Linked DNA regions of Mus musculus: region 1 is linked to region 2. A link is a contact called in ENCODE Hi-C or POLR2A ChIA-PET data. All regions are on one chromosome and are shown on one strand. The core of a region is the stretch at or near the end of the contact, and the rest is flanking DNA. Distances in the headings are between cores, read along the strand shown.

Region 1 (6,936 bases), core at 1,321-3,820, 330 kb after region 2:
GCATAAATCATTGTTTTTAATATCTGAGTAGTACTCCATTGTGTAAATGTACCACATTTTCTGTATCCCATTCTTCTGTTGAGGGACATCTGGGTTCTTTCCAGCTTCTGGCTATTATAAATATGGTTGCTATGAACATAGTGGAGCATGTGTTCTTATTACATGATGGAGCATCTTCTGGGTATATGCCCAGGAGTGACATTGCTGGCTCCTCAGGTAGTATTATGTCTAATTTTCTGAGGAACCACCAAACTGATTTCCAGAGTGGCTGTACAAGCTTGCAATCCCACCAGCAGCGGAGGATAGGAATGCCATTCTTATCTCATCTCTTTCTACACCTCTAAAGCAAGCTGGATTCACCCACTGTGCTTTTTCCTATCGACCCAAGTTAGCATAAGAATCCATAGGGAAGATCAGGACAAATGGAATAGTTAGAAAATATTGAAGAATTAAAAGTTGTAGCAAGCAAGCCATTCCCTGAGGGCGGGAGTTCAGGAGAGCTAGCCCTGCCCCTCGTGAGTGGTGGCATGGGCCGGGGATAAATGCTTTCCCTTCAGCCTCTCACTGCCTGTGGCAGGTGAGTGAGCTGCCTCCAAGGGCTTTAGAGTGGTTGAGCCAGCCCAACACATGGGTGAGCTAGCACGGGGCAAAGCTGGAGATCTTGCCCTGGGTGTGGGTGCAGGAGAGCTGGCAGACTGACCAATTCAGCTACCACCCAGGCCCACATTCAGGGCTTTGAATTGGCCCACCCGAACATCTACCACATCTATGAGCTACTGGAGCACATGAAGGGACCAGTCCTGCAGAGATAAAGCTGCAGGGTCTCCATGGATATGGAGGGCAACAACAGGATATCCAAGAGGAGCCCCGGTGAGGATCCAGTATTGACAGTTTAGCAGAAGCCAGAGGCTTCAAATCATACCAGACTCATTGCAATGAACATTTGCAAGTAAAGACATTTGGACAAAACTGTATACTGTATGATACCATGACACACTGCAGCTTCATTAGTGAAATGAGTTTGTTTGTTTCTTCTTTCCTTTCTTTTAATTTATTTTTATTTTTTTGTTTTCTTTTCTGAGGAGGTTGCAAGGACTGAGGGCAGATACAAACGGAGGGGAAAGGAGTGGGATTAGAGTGTGTAATATGAATCAAAAAACGTTAGACAAAAGTTGCAACTGGCAAGCTTTGTATTGCTAGTGAAATTTCAAACATTGTCAAATACTATTTTTTTTAATAAATAAACATATTGAGGGTGTTAAAATAACTGTCAGCAACATGCAATTCAGTTTCATCAAAGCAAACCCAGTTGTCCTGCGATATACAGCCTAGGTTCACATTTGCAGATGACATTGCCTGGTATAATAGAGAAAGCTTAGCAAACCCAGATGTGAGTTTGCAGTTTATCACTGATTGCTTACTGTCTTTGGTTGAGTACCCTTCTGTGTGCTTCAGTACTTTCCCAGAAGGCAAGAAAGATACCTGACTGAGTGGGCCATTGGTAAGGATGCAGCTTTAGAAGAACCAGCCTAAAACAGAGCCTGATACACAGGGACTTAATGGTAAGCCTCCATGTTACTTATCACCTGAGCACAAGACTCTCATGACAGTGACAGGTACAAGGACCCTTTAACACGATAAATACTGAAGGAACAGCTGTGGTATTAGATATAGAGAGTTTGCCTAGTACTCATTTAGTCCTGGGCCCTACTATCAGCACTATATATGCCCCCTTTTAGTGGCTCAGGGCTGTAATCCCAGCCTTGACAGGTGGAGGCAGGAAGATTAGAAGTTCAATGTCATCTTTAGCTAGATGGTAAATTTGAGGTCAGCCTGATCTAAATGAGAACTTGTTGCTTTTTTTTTTTTTTTAAAGAAAGTAATAAAAGGCCTACAAGGAACTGGCAGAAGCAGGGAACTGTATGATGCCACCAGGGAGGTCTCAGACCATCCGGCCCACTACACCAGTCACAACGCATGGACAAGTGAGTGCAAGACGTTTTGAGGCCTGCAATGTGGCTAGTAGGTGAAAGTTGGATGATCTGAGGTCAGCATCTGGAACTCTCCCGTGGAAAGGAGAAATGACCCCCTACAAGTTGCCCTCTGATCTCCACACAGATGCCATGCTCACACATGTGAGCCCACTCGTGCCTGTGCACACATGCACGCATGCACACACAGTCACTCACGCTTTCATGTACACTAATAAATAAAATTTATTTTTTTAAAAAGTAAAGTTTTTAAAGTGAGCAATTTGCGTGGAAGCAAAAATAATAGGCGAAAAATGTGCTTAACCAATAAAAAATAATTTTGCCCACTTTATCCAGAATTAGCCTAGTGGTGTCTGTTACCCCTAGCCCCTTGCGAGCTCAGGAAAGGGCAGATTTCTCAGTGGTTGCAGAAATGTCAGTGTCGAACGCTTCCCCTCGCCTCCTGTATTGCAAACCTTTTCTCTCTATTGCCTCATTCCCCACGCACCTCTTATGGGCAGTTTGCCTAAGATTTTCTTCCCGTTCTCCCTGTGTGGCCACGTGGCTAGGCTGACATAAGCTTGTCGGGGTGGAGTATATGCGTGCCAGGATGCAGGCAGGCAGTCATGTGACCTGGCCCCAGCAGCTTTGAATCTACCACGTCTGAGATTTCCATGACGCACCTGCTGCCGTCACACCCCCTCCCTTGTAAATAAATAGTCAAATCTTTTCTGAAAGTGACTTTGACAAAGAGCAGCTTAAATCCGCCGAATTGTGGGCGAATGACCTGTTATCTAGGAGTAAAACAACTGCGGATAATCACCTCCTTCGCCCCCATCCCCACCCCTGCCCCCGTGTCCTTTGCGCTTCTGCTGACCACTTCTGCTGAGACAAAAGGACAGGATCTTTAGAGATCGCTCTGGCTTGATTAGCATGCTGATCTAGGAGGCAGGTTTCTGGGTTCTCACCCAACTTTTTGGCTGCTATTCAGAGGATTTAACAGCGCTCTTTGTCAATAGTATAGTGTACAAAGCCCATCTAAAAATAGAACATTTCCAGGGTCTGGATCGCGTGCGTAGCTTGAGTGGCAAAGGCTGTGTTGTACAAGACAGATTACAGGCAAGTTACTCCCCGGTACTTTATATGCAGGGCTGTTCACACGCTTCGTTTTCGTCTGGTTGGGTTAAATAATGCAAACACATTTACCAGTGTACATGGTTGTTTATTTGTGCTCTGGAGAGTGTGTGTGTGTGTTTATGATGGAGAGATCTACATGTTCTGCTCTGTGAAAATCAAACAAAGCTGTCCCCAATGAGGTCAGTGGTGGAGTTAAGCAGTGTGGCCCACACTCCTGAGAGCCACTGACTGACACCCGGTGGTTGTTAAAGGCAGGTCCTGCTGTGCTTGCTGCCCTAGAGGATTTTTGCAGGGTGTGGGAGTCAAATAGAGGCTCTGACAACCAGTGGGTCCCCTGGATCTAGATGGAGCCTCTGTGATCCTCGTGTGGGAAAGTTCTGCATGATGGAGAGTTTCTCACCCTGTGACAGGTGGCTTGCTCTTCCCCTCCCTCACTCCTTAGACTGGGTGGGCTTGCCCCACCCCCATGCTGAGGTGGTTGTCCTTGGTGAGTGTGGAAGCAAGAATCACTGAGATTCAGAGAAGCCAACAGAGGGAGGCACTCACAGGAACATAAAACCAGAAAATTATTTTCTGAACCAAAGACGCTGGGAACGGGTGTTTGAGAGCCCAAACGACACCTTCTTCTGTTTTGATCTATAACTGGAGGGTGTTCCTGTATCTTGGGGAGAGAGGAATTTTTGCATGCCAAAACACAATGCAATGATCTTTTACATAAATAACCTTTAACGCACTTGGAGAGTCACCCTCGGTGAAGGCTCGGTCTTTCTGGCAGGTGGACTTCCTTCTAGGATACGGAAACTCAGAACAGGGACAGTTCTTGGAGGAGCTGGGCCAGGAAATACGATATAGAAGATTTAAAAAACCCAGCCTGTCATTTTGGCAAACTCTTCTCCTACCCAGATTTTATGGCTTTAAATTGATACACGTTGGGTGAATTGGGTCTGACAGTCTAGCGGCAGTCCATATTGATTCCCCTCTCTCCCTTGCTTCTGTGGGGTGACTTTGGAAGAGTCATGTGAAGTTACTGCTTCCCCACCCCAACCCTGCATACAATCCTTATCTATGGAACCGGGAGAAGAGCCGAAGCAAAGCATTTGGTACTTGGTAATAGAGTCACTGTAATCACCATTGGTCCCCGCAGCCTTACTTGTTGATCTCTCTCAAAATAGGGGTCTTGATTGTTGACACTGAGTGTCATCTGGAGAGGACAGGGGAGTCAAGCCTCTCCTCACACCTGTGAGGGATTATCTAGGATTAAGTTAACTAAGGTGGGAGACCCTCCTTAACCACGGGAGGGTCGAACCATTTTAAAGGTGAAGGTAATGAATTTTATAGGTGGAAGAGTAAGGAGAAGCTTCATTCTACCAGTCACCTCTCTCTGCTTCCTGAGGGTTGAAGCAGTGTGACTCGACTTGCCAGCCTCCTCTCCAGCCAAGATGAAGGATAACCTGTTCAACTGTGAGCCAGAATAAAACCCTTCTTTCTTTAAGTTGCTTCTTGCCAGGTATTTTGTTATAGCCACAAAAGAGTAGCTAATGCAGGCGTCATCTCATACACTGAATCCTAAATATTTCATTTATAATAATTGTATTTAAATGCAAGTACAGGAGTCTTGTGCCGTGCTGCATGGGTGGAGGTCAGAGGATGGCTTTCAGGAGTCGGTTACCTCGTCCCACCGTGGATTCTGGGCATTGAATTCAAGTCAATAGGCTTGCGTAGAAGTATTTTACCTACCGAGCTCTCTCTCCAGCCCTTTGACACACCACCACCGTCATCACTATTGTTATCCTGACCATTGAAGAATGAGTCACTCATCAGAACGCAAGAAATCAGTCAGCCCTTTATCACCAGCTCGACCATAATGAGGGTTAATTTCTCCTTGGAACTGATTTGAAAGATAACATAAACCATTATCTTGGTCATTATGGCATTTCCTCAGACTGGATTTTATTTTTCATGCAAAAGGAATTATGATTTTTCTTCAATAAGACAGATTTGGGTTTACTTCCCGAAAGAGCCAGGAGAACAATGGAAATTTCATCTCTTGTCTGAGACGGAACATTCAAACCAACAAGGGAACAAAACCAAACCAAGTGTGAAGAGCGTGAGCTCGGGAGGCACCTTGCACAGTTCCGCCGTCGGAACGGCCAAATGGCTTCCTAAAGTGATGGGCACAGCACAAGATGTACCAGTGTTTATGAAGTTAGGGAGGTGCATGGAATAGTTCTGCAAGAGAAAAATCAGAGACACTCGGCAAAATGGAGGGTGACACCTTCCAAGATTGGCTTCCAGCACTGGCTTCTAAACCCACTCTGCAAAGAATTGCTGTTACAAAGCCTTATTTTTTACTGATTTTCACCTGGGAGTTAACCAAATCCCCACATTAGACCATTGCTCTAGCCAAACACTTGAGAAAAAGCACCTTAAGAAAACAAGGAAAAAAAAAAAGCCGGGCGTGGTGACACACGCCTTTAATCCCAGCACTCGGGAGGCAGAGGCAGGAGGATTTCTGAGTTCGAGGCCAGCCTGGTCTACAAAGTGAGCTCCAGGACAGCCAGAGCTATAAAGAGAAACTCTGTCTCGAAAAAAAAAAAAAAAAAAAAAACAAAAACAAAAACAAAAACAAACAAACAAACAAAAAAACCAAGGGTTTGTTTGGGCTAGCAGTTAAAGGATACACAGCTTGTCATGGCAGAGAATGCACCGAGGTCAGAGCACAAAGTGGGTCGGAGGACAAAGCAGCTTAATACAGGGCATGAATGGTGAGCTGGAGATGACCTTGAGAGGTAAGTGGCTTGATGCCAATCCTAACAACCTGAGTTCAAGTCCCAGGGTCCACATCATAGGAGACAACTGACGCCTGCAAGATGTCTTCTAACTTCCACGAATGGACACAGATATGCACATGTGCACACACACACACACACACACACACACACACACACACACACCACAAATACAATTTGAAAGATGAACGTTGGTGCTCATCTTGCCTTCTTTCTTTCCCTTTTATTCAGTATGGAACCCCAGACTGTGGGAAGTGCTGGGTAGGTCTTGACTTCTCTGCTAACCCTCTCCAAAACCACCTTCACAGCCACTAGAGGTCTGTCTGTAGATGACTAAAATTCAGTCAAGGTGATACTAAGGTCCCTATATGGTCCCCATATACGTCTCTGACAAATGTATAAGTAGTTTGGAACTATTTATGGATCTTTCACATCAATTCACTATAAAAATCGTATTGAGTCAGGACATGGTGGTGTATGCCTTAAATCTCAGCAATTGGGAGGCAGAGGCAGAGGGGCAGAGGGGCAGAGACAGGCAGAGACAGAGGCACAGATATCTGGGTTTGAGGCTAGCTTAGTCTACAAAGCAAGTTCTAGGACAGCCAGGACTATACAAAGAATCCCTGTCTCTAAAAAATAAAAATAAAAAAATTCATAGTGAAAAGGCAGTGAATTTTGAAAATTGCCTTCATTTCATTTTTGCTGACCAGATAATAATTGTTTGCTTTTTCCTCATATGGAAAATGTAAACAAAATGCACCACCATTTCCATCAAAGGGTTAAATAGGACAAAACCACATATTAAAAACAAAAAAAACAAAAAACTGTAAAGAAGCCACATGGCAGGAATTCAAATTCCCTCAGGGTCAGCACTTCTGAAAATATGAGGATGTGCTCAGGGTTGCTTCCTCTTCTCAAAAGTTGTGTTCTGCCTTTCAGCGAAGCCATTTGAGAAGGCAACTGAGGAGAAGCGTGAGGCCAAGCTGTGGTCACTCAGAGTGAGGCACAGAACCCCTTTGCACACAAATGGAAGATTATGG
Region 2 (7,612 bases), core at 3,123-5,622:
TGTAACTATGTAGCTAGGTTATTCTAAATAATGGCCATTCTCCTGCCCCTGCCTCAAGAGATCTGGTATAGCAGGGGTGAGCTACTATGCTTAGCTCCTTCAGAAAGCAGGTCCCTTTACCTACTGGTAGCTAATAAGATGCATGCGGTAACTAGTTCAACAACAAACCTAGTTGGCTCCAAAGCAAGAAATTGTAATGGCAGCTGGATTGTGACAACTCTGAGCTATCCATGCAGCAGCAGGTCAGGCTTAGCTTAGCCTTTATGTTGCAACTCTTGCTTAAACTGCAGGTTTATAAATTAAAATGTTAAAGAAAAAGAAACATATTAAAGACAAGATTAAAAGGAGGAAGGGTTTGGGTTCCCAAGCTCCTTTCCTCGGCTTCCTATTAGGCAGCCCAAAGGGGCTGCTTGTGTGACCTTCCCCTTTTCAGTGGAAATTAAGAGGTAAGTTGTCGTTGGCTTTGGCACATATTGACAAACAGGAGGAATAAGGGAAAAAATATCAAATAGCCCAAGTATATGCTTTTTTTGGCATTCCAAAAAATAAGACTCACAAAGTGCTACTGTAGTCATATAATGATCTACGATTACACCATTAAAACAGTCAAAACCTATATGCCCCAGTACAGGGGAACACCAGGGCCAAAAAGGGGCAGTGGGTGGGTAGGGGATTGGGGGTGGGTGGGTATGGGGGACTTTTGGGATAGCATTGAAAATGTAAACGAGGAAAATACCTAATAAAAAATAAATTAAAAAAAAAAACAGTCAAAACCTGTTCTGAATGTGAGAATGGGCTGGATGGGTAACGTGACAATGAGAAGGTATGACCTGTGAAACATGGTGAACTTGGCTTTGAGTTGTAGTGTGGCTACTTAGCAGGTAGGTACTTTGGGACAAAATCTCCAAGTTTCAGTTTTTACAAATGTAAAATGAGAATACAAATATCCTGTAGTGCCATTTTAAACAATAAATGAAACATGCTCAGGAGACATTCACAGGCCTCAGGAACTCCAGGAGAAGCTAGAGTACAGCCCACCATGAAGCCAAGGTTTAGTGTGGCAGCCATGCGGCTGAGTATCTGGACTGTTAGTGAAGAACTCATCTTAAACTATATTAATTTTAGTTAGCCATTTGTGGCTTCGGCTACCATATTGGGTAACTAAGACGTCGTAAAAGCCATGAAAACGAAAACTTGTTTGAAGTTCAAACTCTGTATGGGAAGAAATCAGAAAGGGGTAAAAAGACAAGACCAGTAACAGGATTCTCTGTAAGTTCAGCCCTGAAGCTCTCTACCACAAAGTATATAAACTTTGTGGTCAAACATATCTGGATTTCCCAGATTTATTTATGTGATCCAAGCCAGCTTACTTAAACCTCAGACTCATGTGTAAGGCAAATACTTTGCAGAAATGACAAATGCATGATCCAACCCATTCATTAGATCATTAGATGCTTAGGAACTGCAGTTTCCTACATGATCACACTATCTTTCCAAGCTGGCCAAGTACCTGACTATTAGAGTATAAAATACTATACTAACAACAAAGTCAATGCGTTCTGGCAAGCAGTCGGCAATGAACTACATTTAAAATATTGCCATTTTAATTTTAAGAACTGGAACTTTAAAGATACACAGCTGTAAGAGAATGTGTCCAGTATTATGGAGAAAAAAAAAAAAAACCCTCACAGAACAAACCTTAATCCTAAAACCTATCATTGCAGAATGGAATACACAGTGGTTGGAGAAAACAGTAAGCCTGCTAGCTCTTGGCTGAGTTTTTCAAATTACTAAGATTCTCAGGTAAGGAGAGCTGTAGGCTGAATTGTAACACCACAAAATTACTGCATTTATTTGAGGATAAAATGAAAGTTACAGGCAAATTTAAAATTTACATTTATATCCTAGCAAAACATATGGCATCAAGTCCCCTGGAAAGTACCTCAATACTTCCTATCCCTGAAAAACAAAGTAAGATCACGAGATGTTCTGGCTCCATTTAAGTTTGTCCGAATAATAAAACCTTCCAGATAGTCCTATTAGATTGTTTACTGATACCAGTAATAAAAGAACAAGGAGGTGGTTCTCTGTTCTTCTTGTTTTCAGACGGGTCTCACTATGCAGCCCCAAAAGGCAGAGACCTTACAGAGGCCTGCTTGCCTCACTCCAAGGCCTCCAGGATGGTTCTTCACTATTATCAGTGCTCAAGCCCAGGGACCCACTCTACAGCACACCTCTTAGTTTTCAACCTCTGCTGCGGTTGCCATGGAGACTGCCAAACTGACTCTTTCCGGATGTATAAGGACTGATAATGGGTCTTTTTACAAATACTCTAGACAATCTTTAACCACTGAACACACTTCAATCCAATGAGGGAAGTGTGTAACTTGGTACAAAATCTGTGCAAATTCTTCACTTTTAAAAGTTTATTTGACTTGGTCCATGTAAACAAGGTACTTGGGTCCTATTCTCTTGTTCCACATGCTCTTAAATTAAAAAAATAAAAAAGTACTAACCATGGGAGCTGATGTAAGTAAGGAGACATGATTTTTGTGTTTATATATCCAGAAGGAAATACACACACACACACACACACACACACACACACACACACACAAAGAGATTAACAGATCCAACATCAAATGCTTATTTGTGTTTCTTAGCTCTAATCCAATCAACAAACCAAAACACTCCTAAAATAGCATCCAACTGAGCATAGAAATTAGAAGCGTCTTCAGTGTCAATAAATCAATCAGGGGCAATAAGGAAATTAAAAGGAAACCTAGCTTAAAAGTTGGATGCATACCTTCCAATAAGGGGTCACTTTGGTCTCTAGCTTCATTCTTACAACTCACGCTCTCTCTTCTCCTCCCCCTCCCCTTCTGTCTTTAAAGTTTAATATTAAGCACTGCATAACCAGGCCGCACAATGTTGTTCAATTTTATGGGCTACCAACAGATACCCGGGGTCTGAAGTTTATTTGCACAATCTGCAATATAGATTACCACTACACTGCAAAAGGGCCTCTAACGGCAACTACCTTCCACGTAATTTTCTGAAAGTAAAGTTGTAAAACCTTCAGCACATGCAGGGCAGGGGGCGAGAAGTTCGACGCTTCTAGGTTCGTGCCCCCCCTCACCCCCCCAAGGCGTCTCATTCTGCTAAGGGAAAATACAATAATTTATTTTCAACGGGTATTTGAATACTTATTTTACTATTAGCAGAGAAAGAAGGAGAGGAGGGAAGGAGGGAGAGACTGAGAGAGTCGGAGACAAGAGACACGCCTGCCTCCTGGGCAGATGAGCTCCACCCCCTACACTCAGGGCCAATATCTTTGCCAGTCTTACTTATTAAGGTTTACGTTCTGGTCCGTCCTCATTTTACATACAGTTGTTAATCTTGGAAAGCATCTTGGAGCCCAAACCGACTTTTTAGAAAAAGAATGAAAACGAGTCCGGGGTGGTTGTGAAACCGAGCTCCAGGGCTTGGGACTTGAAACTACGTGTCCCTAGCCCTGACTCTCGGCAGACAAGTCCGGAGAAGGGAAAAAGTAGGCAAGTGTCAAACAGACAACCCAGAATAAGAAGAAAGCTGTCTTAACACTGGGCCAAAAACTTTGGATCGCCACTTTAGCCCTCTTGCCCCGACAAAGCCCAGAAATCAAAACGCTCCGAGGAAAGGTTGAACGCCAACGTGACTAGAGACAACTCTTAACAATTTTGAGAATTTCAGCCCCAGGAAAAGCTGCGAGGAGATACGGATTGGGAAAGGCAAGGAACGCCGAGCGCAGGTCTGTGGGGCGCCACTGAGCCCCCCACGACGCCCGCAGCTGGGGGCGTGCGCGGGGCTGCGGTCCAGGAGCGGGGCCGCGGCGGGGATAGGGTGTCCCGGATCCCCACCCCGACACCCCTCACTCCTCACCGGGGCCGTAGAACTTGCTGCCTTTGGTCACGTCGAAGACTTTCCCATTGACCGCGAGCAGGATGCGCGGCGTGCGCGCCCCGTCGTACTGGCGCAGCTGCTCCAGGCTGAAGTCCCGCTTCTTCATGCGCGGCAGCGTGGCGGCCGGGCTCTCCTCGCCCGCCCCGGGTCCCGAGCACAGACCACGCCGCCCCCAGCGCACCCACAGCCGGTAGGCCCCCAGCAGCACCAGCGCCACCAGCGCCACGTTCAGCAGCATCTCCCCGCCCGTCGCCAGCAGCGCCGCCACCCAACTGCTCCTCGCCGCCGTCGCTCCGGCGCCACCCGGGCTCCCGTCGCCGCCACTCTCCCCGCCGCTCCCCAGGGTGCTTAGCTTTACGTCCCCATCACCCGCCGCCATCACTGCCCGCCAGCGCCTTCCTCCTCCCGCCCCCTGCCCTCCCCAAGCCCGCGGCCCTGCCCACCAGGCGGCGCTCAGCCAATCACGTGAGGGGCTGGGGCGTGGCAGCGCCGGCTGCTTATTGGCTGTTGGCTGGGTAACGTTGTCTGGCTTCGCTCTCGCAGCTCGGGCTCTGGCTGGCAGCGCGCGCGGGCAACGCCCCGCCCACCTCGCCCCACACTTCCCTGCTCTCACAGCCCCAACGCTTTCAGCCTGGGGAGTGTAAGGGAAGGGCGGGGCTGAAGAAAAATAGAGTGTGCGTGGGGCGGGGGGGGGGTGGGCCGAGCCGGCTGTGCGCGTGCGTACTCGCGCGTATGGGCGGAGCGCCGTCAGGGCGCGTGCGCGGGCCCTGGGACGCCACGCGCTGGGCTCTTTTTAGCAACCCCTCCCTGCTGCGCGCGCGTGCGCCCAGAAGCGGCTTCTCTCTGAGACGGCTGGTTCGCGTCTGTGACGACGCACGGCGGAGGCCGCAATAGAGCGTGAGCTGCGGGGCCGCGTGTGAAGCTGGGCTTCGGGCACTAGCCCTAGCAGCGCCGGACACTCGGGTCCCGGCCCACGCTGCTTTTGGGCAGTGCTCCTAACAGGAGTCGGACGCAAGCTCTTCTGCGCTTTGCTCCCCGGCGGTGGGCGTGCGCGGATAAAGCAGCCTGTGGCTCTAGCTCCATAGCCTTGCTCGGGGCCTGCGAGAGTGCTTTCCAGTGTGAATTCCACCCATCTCGCGCCCTCAGCTAGTTTGACAGGCTTCTGTCACTCTGCTTGTGAGGAAGGAAGATGCATCCAGGGAATGGCCAGTTCCTTATAACTTTGAACAACCGGGGGTGGGGGACAGGTATAGACGAATGGTGGCAGCCTAGGGGTGAGCTACCCGGCATAAAGGAGCTGACTCAGAAAGGAGCTGACTCAGGCTTTGGCGTGAACAGTATAGAAAAGTAGGGATGGGCTTTTCTGGCTGCTATTAGTTTTTAGGTAACTGTCTTTAGTGTCAATGGACAGGAGAGCCCTACCCACTAACGGTACTGGTGATCATAACTTCCCTAGAGAGGTTTTAACACTCGAAAGGATGGGAAACCAGCCATTGTACATAAGACTCATCGTGGCTTTTTTTTGGGGGGGGGGGGGGGGAAGGTGCTGAAATTTTTTTCTGTAATGGATTATATATTTAGGTGCTGTGGGCCATAAGGTCTCTCTGTCCCAACTGTTACATAAATAATAGAGAATGAGCATGATAGTGTTTCTATTAAAAATGTACTTAGAGACACCGAAATTTGAATTTGTCATGAAATACCGTCTTTTTGTTTTTGAGACGGTTCAGTGTGTTCCAGATTGGCTTTGCACTTGATATGTAGATGAAGATGGCCATGAACTTGCATACCAGCAAGCACATTCCCTTGCCCATCATTATGACTTTTAAATCACTTAACGTTAAAGTCGGTTCAGCCCCTGAGTAGGTATAGAAACAGCCTGTAAGCTATATTTTGCCAATCCCAGTCTGAGAATTTTTTTTTTTTTGAGTCAGAGCTGTTGTCTTTAATTGAGAATTAGTAAGTGACCATATAATCTTTACACTGCAAGAACGGGAGTAAAGCCAGATTGGCACAGGCCAACCTCAGTAGTCACCAGAAGGGTTAGAAGTCACAGTTCCTGTGGGACTTGCTAACAGAAAATGGAGATGTCAGTGATGGAAACTGGTTTTGGGAAAGAACGGTGGTAGCAATCTCAAGTATCTGTCAGTTGAAATAATGGCAGTAGGAAGAAAGGATCTCGGAGGTTTCATAGTAGGCATCTTTCTGTTCAGAATTGGGTCACAGGCTCTCCTTAAAACATTACCGTTTAGTGAGATTGCCTTTTGTTACATGGCTTTGGGGAGTGCTTAGGGAAGACTGTACTGGACATGGGGCCATGGCTGGTCACTTAAGGCATTATGACATGGAAAAACCTCTTCCTTACTAGTGCAGACTTGCTCCCTTGGAGGGTGCTACCAACTGAGAACCACTGGTATTAACTTGGCCAGGCATAACTCTGAGCTAAATTATGAGATAAATTTGTGCTTCGCTTAAGTGGTTTAGAAGAGAAGAATTGAAAAGCATTGTATTTCTGTTGCCTCCTACATGGGATGGGCAATGTTGGATTGCTGATACTGTCTGGTGAAGCAGAAAGCTTTATGCCCTTCCTAAAACAAATGTCTTGACTTCACATTAGAAACCCTACTCTCACTTGGAGTCCTCTGAACAGGTTATCCTTAAGGTTAGCCTCCTGAACTAGTCCAAAGGAGTTTTTTATTTTTTCATTTTATTTTTGCACTGTCATAGTAATGTCTTCTAGTAGAATATTCCCGCTTTGAATACCTCAGTAACTTTCCAGCTGGTGCTTTCCCAACTTCACTGCTTCATGAAGGGACTCATCTTGTATTTTAATTTCCTTAAATCAAACATCAATCTCAGGGGCCAGGAGGCGGGGACTTAGCAATTCAGACAAGCTGTTTGCATTCAGGGATTTCCATAAATCCCTGTGTGGCCCCTTGTCTTTTCTTAGATAAACTAATCTCTGAGACGTCCTCCCTTAAAGTGATGCGTTTTTTTCTCTATCTGTTCTTTTCCTCTAATGACTTGTTCCTGGGCCCCTGCTCGCTGTGTTCATTACCTACTCCGTGACTGCTCACACTGCTTCCTCGCTGGATGTCCTTACATTTCCTCCTGTCCAGGATCTCTTTCCTTTTCCTCTGCCTGAGGCCTGTTTGATTTCTTTCTTTGCATGTCTATGGATCTCTCCCCTATACCACCCATTTTAGCCTTTCTTCCTAACTGTTGTATTTTTACTTGAGGTAAGAGTTCACTGTGTGGCCTCCAGCTCTTGATTGTCCTGTCTCATCTGCTGGGGTCACAGATTGGCCTCAGATTATTGCATTATTGAAATTCTTTGGATTCCAAGGTTCCTCCTTGTTCATTGTTGATGTGCTTTTTCTGATTCTTCTCTCATTTTTTCTTCTCTGCCCATCACTTTGTTTCCTTAGCACTGCATGCACCTTGATTTATCAGTTATCTCTGGGAGATGCACCTCTGCTGCTCTAACGTCTCTCCAAGAGGTATTACTGCTAGCCACACCAGAAGTCATTTGTGTCGCTTCCAAAGAAAAGCTTGGAACACCTGTGCACCTTGCCAGTACTCTCTTCTTTTGCCAGGAGACAATTAAAACAAAACAAAACAAACAAACAAACAAAAAACTATTGTCCCATAGCTACCACTTAATTTTAAA

Evidence for each region. A loop is a pair of places that touch in the nucleus more often than their neighbours do. ChIA-PET counts read pairs that join two places held with the same protein, here RNA polymerase II (POLR2A).
Region 1: a map of heart shows a loop between it and region 2 (1.8-fold over the local background). The contact joins the enhancer-like site here to the promoter of Pgrmc2 in region 2. A Hi-C loop is called at or near these places in 1 of 37 maps with a recorded cell type or tissue (heart). POLR2A ChIA-PET finds 5 or more read pairs at or near these places in 1 of 5 experiments (Patski).

What each region holds. Positions count from the first base shown.
Region 1 is chr3:41,406,046-41,412,981 of GRCm38, forward strand. No RefSeq gene overlaps it. Among named protein-coding and RNA genes, the nearest start is that of Gm25487, 32 kb to the right of the region's middle. Within about 2 kb of position 2,571, at least 1 of the 3 ENCODE cell types and tissues checked has a DNase peak (open chromatin) inside an H3K27ac peak, as active enhancers do; it is heart, where a contact is called at or near this core.
Region 2 is chr3:41,078,674-41,086,285 of GRCm38, forward strand. It overlaps Pgrmc2 (progesterone receptor membrane component 2), which reads right to left and starts at 4,373. Exons shown (of 3, transcript NM_027558.1): 1 at 3,922-4,373. The coding sequence starts at 4,321.